Regions from separate parts of the Homo sapiens genome. Here all the other regions are linked to region 1. A link is an interaction called in ENCODE POLR2A ChIA-PET data of the cell type or tissue named here. Cell type or tissue: GM12878. All regions are shown on one strand.

Evidence for each region. Peaks named below come from ENCODE experiments on the same cell type or tissue, not always from the same donor. Only the 100,000 strongest peaks of a DNase experiment are listed, where the experiment ranks them.
Region 2: POLR2A ChIA-PET joins it to region 1 with 5 read pairs; 2 of 35 experiments call an interaction of 5 or more read pairs at or near these places.
Region 3: POLR2A ChIA-PET joins it to region 1 with 6 read pairs; 2 of 35 experiments call an interaction of 5 or more read pairs at or near these places.

The regions. Positions count from the first base shown.
Region 1 is chr14:93,322,841-93,326,840 of GRCh38, reverse strand. The region is part of intron 1 of BTBD7 (BTB domain containing 7); the gene reads left to right. Among named protein-coding and RNA genes, the nearest start is that of BTBD7, 8.2 kb to the left of the region's middle. In GM12878, no CTCF peak of the experiment used is centred here; no DNase peak of the experiment used is centred here; H3K27ac peaks cover 769 bases.
Region 2 is chr14:93,408,028-93,412,027 of GRCh38, reverse strand. It overlaps a transcript of UNC79 not described here. Among named protein-coding and RNA genes, the nearest start is that of UNC79, 21 kb to the left of the region's middle. In GM12878, no CTCF peak of the experiment used is centred here; a DNase peak (open chromatin) is centred at 1,842.
Region 3 is chr14:95,108,910-95,112,909 of GRCh38, reverse strand. DICER1 (dicer 1, ribonuclease III) reads left to right here. Exons shown (of 27, transcript NM_177438.3): 13 at 663-738; 14 at 1,454-1,593. Among named protein-coding and RNA genes, the nearest start is that of MIR3173, 27 kb to the left of the region's middle. In GM12878, no CTCF peak of the experiment used is centred here; no DNase peak of the experiment used is centred here.

The sequences.
Region 1 (4,000 bases):
TGAGGTAACAGTTTTTCTTTTGACTTTTTTTTTTTTTTAGACAGAGTTTTGCTCTGTCGCCCAGGCTGGAGCGCAATGGCGTGATCCTGGCTCACTGCAACTGCTGCCTCCCAGGTTCAAGTGATTCTCTCCTGCCTCAGCCTCCCAAGTAGCTGGGACTGTAGGTACGCGCCACCACACCTGGCTGATTTTTGTATTTTTAGTAGAGACAGGGTTTCGCCCCATTGGCCAGGCTGGTCTCAAACTCCTTACATAAGGTGACCCACCCGCCTCAGCCTCCCAAATTGCTGGGATTATAGGCGTGAGCTACCATGTCTGGCCCAGTTTTCTTTTTGGGTGAATGCTAGTGGAAGTTAGTTATCAGAATCCAAAGTTTCAGAAGGAGGCTTTTTGCTCTGTCGCCTAAGCTGCAGTGGTGCAATCACGACTCACCAGAACCTCAACTACCTGGGCTCAAGCAGTCTTTCCACCTCAGCCTCCTGAGCACCTGGGACTATGGGCATGTGCCACTATGCCTGGCTAACTTTTGTACTTTTTCTGGAGATGGGGTTTCACTGTGCTGCCCAGGCTGGTCTCGAACTCCAAGACTCCAGCAGTCCTCCAACCTTGGCCTCCCAAAGTGCTGGGATTATAGGTGTGAGCCACCATGCCCAGCTGAGGCATAATTTCAACGAAACTTTTCAAGTGTCTGCTGATTCCAGATTTATAATGAAATTTGAACATTCAGCACTTATTTGCAGAACAAGTTCAAAAGTTAAGAACCACCACGCTGTGGTGGTTTTTTGTTTTTGTTTTTTTAATTTTAAAATTTTGGACAGTTTGTAAATTTGACATCACAAATTGAATCTTTCAGATACCCTTACTATTTCAAATAATATAGTAACTTTAGAAACATAATATACTTAGTATTATAAATTGACATTAAATCCATGTCATTGTGTGACATGTGAGCATTATGTTAAGATTGAAATAGATGGGGACACTTGGAATAGCTAGGAAACACTTTAATCCAATACACAGAACATTCTTTAAGTTACAGGATTCAAAATAGTTCCCTTTTAGAGCATCGTTGGGGTTTTTAGATATAGTTGTGATAGAACACCAGACTGGGAATCAAACCTCCATTTAGATTCTGACTGATGTTTATAGTTTTATGATCTTAAAGCAAGTCACTTAACCTATCTGAAGATTAATTTTCTCATCTGTTAAAATAGGTATGGAAATCTTGAAGCTTTTCTACCTTGTATGTATTTTTTTACTCCATTGTTCCCCTCTCTATTGCCACTCCCTTATTAGTCTGGACTACGTATTAAACAGCCTGCCAGCTAAGTCTCTGCAACTTGTTCTCCCACTGTACCTCTCCATCTCTGGCTATTCTCTATATTACTATGACAATTATGTTCTTAAAAAACAGGCCAGACACGATGGCTCACACCTGTAATCCCAGCACTTTGGGAGGCTGAGGTGGGCGGATCACCTGAGGTCGGCAGATCACCTGAGGTCAGGAGTTCAAGACCAGTCTGGCCAACATGGCGAAACCCCATCTCTACTAAAGATACAAAAATCTGGTGTGGTGGCAGGTGCCTATAATCCCAGCTACTTGGGAGGCTGAGGCGGGAGAATCGCTTGTCCCCAAGAGGCGGAGGTTGCAGTGAGCCAAGATTGCGCCACTGCACTTCAGCCTGGGTGATAGAGCTAGACTCTGTCTCAAAAAAAAAAAAAAAAAAAAAAAAATTGGAGCATGCTGCTTCTCTACTTAAAATACCTTTGTTAACTTCCCTTGTCGATAAAGTCCAGACTCACAAGAGTTTATAGAATGTGTTCAACCTTAGGTCTCCTGTCACTCCAGCCATGCTGTTTCTTGTTCCCTGTGCCTCTGTCTTGTGTGTGTTTATCCCATTGTTTGGAGTTCTTATTCTTTGCCTATTCTGTTAGCTGCCCATCTAATGTCTACTTTTCTCTTCTTTCCTAACAGAAATCTGCTTTTGTTCATGCATGCAGCAGACTTGGAGAAGCTGATTTGTCACCACCTCCAGTAGTAGAGTTCCATTAGTTCAAACCAGTCAAATCATGGCATTTCCCTGTAAACTCTTATTTGTACCGATCAGATTTGAAGGGAAGTAGACATTCTGTTTCTGGGGGAGAAGATTCTTTCCTCTCTTGTATGTGAACAAGGGAACACAAGGCCCCTATTGCTACCGACAGCTGTCTTGGGATCACAAGGGATGAAGCACTTCCTGAAGATGGCAGATCAGAGAGGTAGAGGGTATCTGGATCCTTGGTAACATCATTTAACCACATATTTTATTGGGCCTGGAGCCATCCCCACCACAGGACTTCTCATGACAGATAATTTTCTTAATGTTTCAGACAGTTCTTTGGAGTTATTTGCCATCAAAAATCTCTTTTTTTTTTTTTTGAGACAGGGTCTCGCTCTGTCACCCAGGCTGGAGTGCAGTGATACAATCACAGCTCACTCCAACCTTGACCTCTTGGGTTCAGCAGTCCTCCTGCTTCAGGCTTCTGAGAAGTAGCCACCACACCTGGCTACTTTAAAAAAATTATTTGTAGAGGCAGGGTCTCCCTGTATTGCCCAGGCGTCTTGAACTCCTGGTCTCAAGTGATCCTCCCACCTCAGTCTCCCAAAGTGTTGGGATTACAGGTGTGAACCACTGCACCTGGCCCAAAATCTCTTGATTGATACAGTCCTCTTTATTTTTCAAGATCAAGTTATGATACCTTTACCAACAGTCATACATTCTTTTGGAACTTTGCACAATAGTCATATGTTCTTTTAGAACTTTACACTTCTATTCTTTATTGCCCTGTATTATAATTGCTTGTATGCCTGACTCCTCTACATGACTGTATGGTTTGAACCAAAGTGTACGGGATGTCGCACAGTGTCTAATAGTGTCACACAACAAGTAATAGGTATTCAGTAAGTGAGTTAAGATGAAATAGTAACATGAAAGAGTGCTTTGAAAGCAGTTTTTTAAAGAGTTTCTGTTCTGCTAATTGTAAGCCATTTTTTAAATAAACATGACGTGTGGTGTTGTCTTTAAAGTAAAAATGGAAAAACCAGTGAGATCAGACATTGTTTTTTGCTTGCCCCTCATTATTACCTAGACATTTTCATTTAGATAAAAACTATGTCAGTCTCCTGGCTGTAGTCCTTTACGGAAGGAGCAATATTACATTTAGCTCTGTTTCATCTGGGATTCAATTGTGAATTATTCTTTAGAGAAAAATTCTATAATATGCTTCATGAGACCTATTCTTGTCTTCAGACTTGCCTAAAATATTTTTTGCTTGCTTAAGACCAGACATGAGAATTTTCTTGTAAGCAGAAAGCTTTGTGACAGGACTGGATGAGTTTGTAGTGAATGTTAGTGATAGCTATGACAGAAGTCTCATAGCCTCAATTGCAGAGTCATAGTTCTGTCACATGCTTCAACAATAATGTCTGATAAGGGAGGAAGGATGGGGAAGAAGAGTTACAATTTACTAACTGTATATATTTCATCATTTATTGGCTTTGGTCAAATAAATTAAACATTAACATAGTAATTTGTAGGGTTAAAAAAATTTTTTTTTTCTATTCGCGTTCTTGCTATGTTCCCCAGGCTGGTTCCAAACTCCTGGGCTCAAGCGATCCTCAAGCCTTCTGAGTAATTGAGATTGCCACACCCAGCTTTGCAGTGTTTGTTTTTTTTAAGAGACAGGATACTCATTCTGTGCCCAGGCTGGAGTGCAGTGGCCCTATCATAGCTCACCGCAGCCTCAAACTCATAGGCTCAAGAGATTGTCCTGCCTCAGCCACCTGAGTAGCTAGGGCAGCAGGCACACGCCATCATGCTCAGCTAATTTGTAAACATTTTTTTTTGTAGAGATGGGGTCCTGCTGTGTTGTTGCCCAGGCTGGTCTTGAACTCCTGGCCTCAAGCAATTCATCCCATCTTGGCTTCCCAAAGCACTGGAATTATAGGCATGAGCCACAT
Region 2 (4,000 bases), 85 kb before region 1:
AGTTTCCTCAAAACAGCTATTTTGAATTATCTGTCTGAAAGGCAACATATCTTTGCTTCTCCAGGACTGGTCCCTGGTGCCTTATTTAGCTCATTTGATAAGGTCATGTTTTTCTGGATGGTCTTGGTACTTACAGATGTTTGTCTGCGTCTGGGCATTGAAGAGTTAGATATTTCTCAGTTTCCTGGTCTGGTCTTGTTTGTATCCATCCTTCTTGGGAAGGCTTTCCAGATATTCAAGAGGACTTGAGTGTTGTGATCTAAGCTGTATCTGCATTAAAGGGCACCCCAGGCCCAGTAATGCTGTGGTTCTCACAGACTCATACAGGTACCACCTTGATTGTCTTGGAAGAGATCTGGAAGAATTCTGTGGATCACAAAGCTGAGACTCTTGTTTTCTTCCCTTACTCTCTGTCAAAAAAATGGAGTCTCTCTTTCTCTGTTCTCAGCTGCCTGGGGCTGGAGGTGGAGTGACACAAGCCCCCACTGTGGTCACCACTACCAGGACTGCACTGGGTCAGCACAGCACTGGGCCTCAACCCAAGGCTAACTATAACCACTACCTGGCTATCACCTTTGTTCCCTCAAGGCCCTGGGGCTCTACAATCAGCAGGCAGGGAAGCCAGCTAGGCTTCTGTCCTTCCCTTCAGGGCAGCAAGTTCCCCCAGGTCCTGGGTGGGTCCAGAGGTGACATCCAGGAGCCAGAGACTACGGTCAAAAACCTTAGAAATCTAGCTGGTGTTCTATTGTACTGCAGCTAAGATGGCACTCAAATCAGAAGACACAGTCCTTTCCACTCTTCTCTCACCTTTCTAGAGGCAGAGGGGCCTCATCCTGTGGCCAGGATGGGGAGTACTGCGAAGCTACCACCAATACTCCCTTAAGGCCCAAGAGCTCTTTAGTCAGCTTGTGGTGAATGCTGCCTAGCCTGGGACTCACCCTTCGGGGCAATGCGCTCCCCTCTGACTCAGGGTAGACCCAAAAATGCCATCCAGGAGTCAAGACCTTGAACTGGGGACCCCAAGAGCCTGCTTGGTGCTCTATTCCCCTGTGGCTGAGCTGGTACATATGGAGCAAGCCAAAGTCTGCTTTTCTTTTTCCTCCACTTTCCTCAAGCAGAAGGAGTCTCTCCCCATAGCCACCACAGCTAAGAATGTGCTGAGTCTCACCTGAAGTCAGAAAATCTCAGTTTCACCTACGGCCCACAGTGTATTTCCTGGGCATCACTGTTGGTTATTCAAGGATCAAAGGCTCTTTAGTTAGCAGACAATGGGTACTGCCAGGACTGGGTCTTTCCCTTCAAGGAAGCAGGTTCCCTTCTGGCCCAAGGTGTGCTAGAAATATAATCCAGGAGCCTAGAAAGGGGGCCTCATTACTTTGACCATTGTCCTATTCTACTGTGGCTGAGCTGGTATCCAATATGCAAGACAAAGTCCTCTTTACTCTTCTCTCTCCTCTCTCCTCACGTGGAAGGAAGGGACCTCTTTTGAAGCCATGAGCTGTGCAGGCTGGGGTTGTGGGAGGGGTGGCACAAGCACTCCCCTAGCTGCCCCAGCTGGTGTCTCAGTAAGTGGCATGTCCCCCAAGTCCACTGGCTCTGATACCAGTTCAGCACTAGGACTCACCCAGGAGTTCCTTGTAGCCTAAGGTGCCTTTCAAGTTTAATGAGGGTCCCAGAGCACTCCATCCCTAGGTGGCAAGACTTGCCAGAACTAAAGTTCAGACCGCTGGGATAGGTGATTCCCCTCTGGCTAGGGCTGGTTTAAATACTCCCTCTGTGGGCAGACGTCAGCTGAGTTCAGCCTGGTATTGCTTTTTGCTATGACAGGGCAGAACTAAGTTTCATGTAATGTTTCACAGTTGCTGCACTCACCCACTCCCAAGTGTCCAGATTCTCTCTCCCTGCCACATAGCCACTGCTAGGTGAGGGAGGAAGGGTGGTGTCAGTGATTCAAAACTCTTTTCTAGCCTCTTCAATGCCCCTTTCAGTGATATGAAGTTAAAACCATATATTGTGAGTGATCACCTAATTTTTGGTTCCTATGCAGGTGCTTTTTGTGGACAAATAGTTGTTAAATTGGTGTCTTTATTGGGGGACTGATTGGTGAAGCCTCTATTCAGCCATCTTACTCCACCCCTTCTACTCATGTAAATTTTAGAATCAATTTATCAAATTATATTTTAAAACCTTTTGAAATTTTGACTGGAATTGCATTGAATGTATGAAGTAATTTTGAGATAATTTATATCTTGACTGTTTTTATTCATAGGAATGATGTCTCTTTCCATGTATCTAGATATTTTATTTTTTATATATGTTTCCATTTATTTATTTATTTTACAGACAGGGTCTTGCTCTGTCACCCAGGCTGTAGTGCAGTGGTGCTATCATACTTCAGTGCAGCCTCAAACTCCTAGCCTCATGCAATCCTTCTACCTCAAAAGTAACTGGGACTACAGGAGCATGCCATCAGACCTGGCTAATTTATTTTTATTTTTTGTAGAGACGGAGGTCTCACTATGTTGTCCAGGCTGGTCTCAAATTCCTGGCCTCAAGTGATTCTCCTGCCTTGGCTTCCCAAAGCACTGGAATTATAGGTATGAGCCACTGCACCTGGCTATACCTAGCTTTTCAATAATATGCTGTAGTTTTCTTCATAAGAGTCTTGAACACCTTTTGTCAAATTTATTTATAAGTACCTTATAATTTTATTGCTATTTTGAATGGAATATTATTTCATATTATATTTCAAATTAATTATTATTGAGATACAGAAAGAATATTGATTTTAGGTTGATCTTATATCTAACAACCTTGCTAATCTCTCTTATCAGTTCTAATACTTTGTAGATTCTCCAAAATGTTCTACATAAACAAACTTAGCATCTACAAATAATGAGAGTTTTGACTTGCACTTACAATTATTATAATTATTATTCAATCTTACTACATTGGATAAGATCTCCAGAACAATGCTGAATAAAAGCAGTATAGTGAATCCTTTCTTTATTCCTAATTTTATTGACAAAGTGTTTAAAATTCATCACTAAATTTGTTATGCTTATTGTAGGACATTTTTATAGATGTGGTTGAGGAAGTTTCCTTCTATCATATTTAGCTAAGAGTTTTTAGTGATAAAGTTTTATTGCATTTTAAAATAAAGGTTTTATTAGGCAGATAGTACAGAGTTCCCATATACCCTGTCTTCCCCTCCCACATCACATACACCAAGTTTTTCCCATTACTAACATCTTGCTTTAATGTGGTACATTTGTTATAATTGATGAACCAGTATTGATATGGTATTTTTATTTTTACACTTTGTGGGTTTTTTTTAAGACAAGATCTCACTCTGTTGCCTAGGCTAGAATGCAGCGGTGCAAACATAGCTCAGTGTGGCCTTGGCCTTCTGGGCTCAAGCAATCTTCCCGCCTCAGCCTCCTGAATAGCTGGGACCACAGGCGTGCACCACCATGCCCAGCTGGTTTTTTATTTTTTGCAGAGACAGGGTCTTTTTATGTTGCCTAGGTTAGTCTTGAACTCCTGTGCTCAGGTGAGCTTCCCACCGTGGCCTCCCAAAGTACTGGAATCACAGGCATGAGCCACTGCACCTGTTCTTATTATGGTATTATTAACTAAAGTCCATAGTTTACTTTAGGCTTCACTCTTTCATCAGTACAATTTTAGAGATAAGCCAGTCAAAGGTATTCTTCATCTTTCTTAGTGTTTTCTACTTCTAGCATTTCCTTTAGATTCTTTTAGAGCTTCCATCTCTCTACTTATATTACTCGTGTGTTCTTCTTTGCTGTCCACTTTCTCTATTAGAGCCCTTAGCATATTAATCATAGTTATTTTAAATGTCCAGTCTCATCATTCCAAAGTTTCTACCCTATTCGAGTCTGGTACTGATGCTTGCTTTGTCTTTTCAGACTGTGTTTTTTCTTGCCATTAATTATGCCTTGTAATTTTTTGTTGAAGACCGGACATAATGCATTGAGTA
Region 3 (4,000 bases), 1.8 Mb before region 1:
TTTATAGATTGCTTTTGTAGTCATCTACATGTTCATATTTGTAATAGACTGTCTAATTTACAGATACTTAGAACTGGACTAGGTGATCTCTGAAGTTTCTTCTAAGGTGTTACTAACATGCACATTTTTGACAGAATCATTCAACTGTGGCTTAGACACTTAGAGTAATATAAAACTTATTATAGATCGTTGCGTTGTCCTAGTTATTTTGTTGGTGACTCAAAAATCTGCTTTTTGTAAATACTGTTCTTGGTCTCAGTACTGATTTCCAAGTGTTCCAAGGTGACTAATTTCTATTGCACATAAAAAGCTGCTCAATACTGTTAATGTTATAGCTATGTTTTGATAAATCTTTCTTTTTGTTACATATTTATTGATTAGTAAAAATAAGATACTTTAAAATCTTACTGAAATTTAAATTCATCAAAATTGTAAAATCTTAATTATGACTTAGTTTTTACTAGGCAGGACTTTTAAAGATGAATATTTCAAATATGGAGATTAGAATTTTTAAAAACTTGCTGGAATTTTTCAAAATAAAGAATTTTGTTTTGGTAAATTGAACTTTAAAAATGTTGGGGCAGTGGTTTCATAGGTGTTTCATGTGCTAGAGGTAATACAGCGATGTGCATATATAATGGAAAGGTTTTTGTTATTTTCAGGGTCCACCAATGAGCTGTGTACGATTGGCTGAAAGAGTTGTAGCTCTCATTTGCTGTGAGAAACTGCACAAAATTGGTAAGGATGTTTGAAAAGCATATACGAATGAAAATAAATTGCAACCATTGTAAAAAAAAAGCATATAGAGGACTTTATAGATCTGTAAGGATTTTGTAGAGCTATTCACTTGCTGATCTTAATGTGCTTTGGTGAATATAAACATAAGTGTTAGTAACTTGAAGATCCTACATTGTTGTGGGAGCTCTTTGTTTTCCATAGCTTGACTGCAAACAACTGTCATTTATTTGCTCTCTTTAATGACTCCTTTTAAGTACATAAAGGTCTTTTCGTAATTGTTGAATCATGCACCATGAACACTTGTGTTTTAATATGTCAGTCTCTCAAATTAGTCTATACTAGTATAGAAATTAATCCTTTTTTAAAAAATGAACTCAGTTTCTTTTTTTTTTTTTTCTCAATCCTGCTCCTGTATAAGTGGACCCATTTTCTATGGCCATTTTATTTAGCATTGATATGTGGTGATGTCATGTTTAGATGTTTTTGTTTCTGAACCTTAGAACAGAATTTGCAGTCCAGCTCATATTGGAATATATGGATGCCAAAATAGACTTTGCCTGAAGTGTGAATCTGATTACTTTTAAATTGTAAAAGGCAAAGGTGCTTTAGTTTCCATTACTTTTCCAGGTCCTTCTAACATAGTTCTGTTCTAAATTCTTTACTAATTAATCAGGCAAAATCTGGATTGTGTTAATTCTCTCTTTAAATTTGTTAGGCGAACTGGATGACCATTTGATGCCAGTTGGGAAAGAGACTGTTAAATATGAAGAGGAGCTTGATTTGCATGATGAAGAAGAGACCAGTGTTCCAGGAAGACCAGGTTCCACGAAACGAAGGCAGTGCTACCCAAAAGCAGTTAGTATTGGTTAGAACAGAGTAAAAACCTAGCATTTCTGACTTTGTTTTCCGCTACATCAAATCTCAGTTCCTCTGCTTGGCTGGCTTCCCACACCCTTACAGTTTGGCCCACTCTGGATCTCAGCTCCTTTCTCCGATTCACAGCTTCTCTCAGATCAGCCTCTTTCCTTCCTAATGTAGAATGTGTGCTCTTCCACTTCAGAGGTTGCTTTTGTTTTTCTTCTCAAAAGGATTCTTGGACCCATCTGTCATATTCTATCCAGAATGAGATTATTTCATTTAAATAGACATTCTTTGTTTCATTCAGTTTAGTGGTGTGATTCTTGTTTTACTTATGATTTGGGGCTAAGACAGAAGAGGATTTGTGTGATAAAATAAGCAAGTGAAAAGATGCCCTCTCAAGATGACAGGTACACTGGAAGGTAGAAGCACAAATATCTGTCAGGAGTTATGTCAGATTCCCAGTGTGGGCCATTGGGAATCGAAATAAGTTATTTCCATGGAGTGTTTCCAGCTCAATCTGTGGGCATCCTAGCAGAGTTCACACATGAAAGCATCTCTAAATCTAACTTCTAGTAATAGACAAACTTGGCTGAAGTATTTATTTTTAAAATATTTGTTAATATTTTTACCTCATAAGAACCCCAAGCAAAAGCAGAATTTTGCTGTGTGTAGTAGTCCCGCTTACCCTTGGAGGGTATGTTCCAAGACCCACAGTGGAAACTGCAGATAGTACCGATCCTCCAGCAGCTCAACGTTGTTTCATTAGAACGTTGACAAGGAAAAAAAAAATCGTTCCCAGCCAGGGCCACTGTCTCTATGTGGGGTTGGCACATTCTCCTCATGTCTGCTTACTCCGGTTTCCTACTACATCCCAAAACTGTGCACATCAGGTGAACTGGCGTGTCTGCACTGCCCCACTGTGAGTGAGCATGGGGATGCATGTGCGTGTGCCCTGCCACAGAGTGGTGTCCTGTCCGGGATGGGTTCCTGCATGGGGCCCTGAGCTGCCAGGATAGACTCTGGCACCCTTGGCCCTGAACTGGAATAAGTGGGTGAATAATCATCTTCCTTGTTTTTATTCATCTTTCTTAAGTGTATCTATAGCTCACATTTATTTTAATGCTTAATATTAAAAGTGTTTTTTTTTAATTTAGAAATTTGGTGATGTTTTTGTGATCAGAAATGTGCTGGAGGAATTTAACTGATTTATGTCAATTAGCCTGTGGGAAAATTGGTTTCTTTCTACCAATTGGTTGTTTCCCTTAGCCAGTTTCTAAGAACCTGCCGAAGACATTAAGTGAGGACTTACAGCATATATTATGCTTTTTAAAATACGTTTGTACATATTTATGATAGTTTAAGATATAAATTAGGCACAGTAATAACAAAATAGAACAATTGTAACCATATACTGTAATAAAAGTTATGTGAATGTGGTCTCTCTCAAAATACTGTACTGTACACACCTGTTATTGGACCGTGACTGACCTCAGGTTACTGAAACCATGGAGGCTGCAGATAAGCGGGGACTGCTGTGCCTGTATGTTAGCCTAAATATGTGTTTCTTTGGTTTTGCTTATGCAGTTTTACCAAGTTTTTACTTTATAAAATTTTGCACCCAGCTTAGCATTTTCAAGATTCAGAATCATGTTTTTAAAAAATCATGAATGTTACCCATTTTCCCAAAATGCATGTTTTCCTCATACCAAATTTTCACGTGAGACTAGTTTCATGTGATAAAGTCGTTAATGATAAGTGTTTCTAAAAGCATAGTATTGGCTGGGTGTGGTGGTTCACACCTGTGATCCCAGCATTTTAGGAGGCTGAGGCAGGAGGATCACTTGAGGCCAGGAATCCGAGACCAGCCTGGTCAACATAGTGAGACCTTGTCTCTACAAAAAAAGAAAAGCATAGTACTGCCTGGCATCCTGTTTAATTAATAGATACATTCTTTATTTTCTGATTCTCTATTAAATATAACTGTCTCTTTTACCAGCATTTTTGTACCTTTTAACTACAGATGCAGTTCTTTTTCATTGAACCTCAGGAACTGCAAGACCATAATCTGAAGGATTGTGTTAATATTGAAAGCCTAGCAGCAATGTCCATTTAATTATGGTTCACTCACATAATGAGGTAGCCATTACAAATGATGATATTGGCTCATATTGACTCGGACAGATATTCTCTTTACAGTAACGGGATAAAAATCAGGCTATCTCACAAACACAGATACACACATACCCTAATATACACCAGTGTTGTGTGATTTTATTTGTATTGAAAAATATAAATGTATATATGTTTCTATGTATTTATGCATAGAAAAAGAGTCTAGGAATTATACAGTGTATCAAAATGTTAATAAAGGCTGTCTTTGAGTGATAGGATTATATGTGAT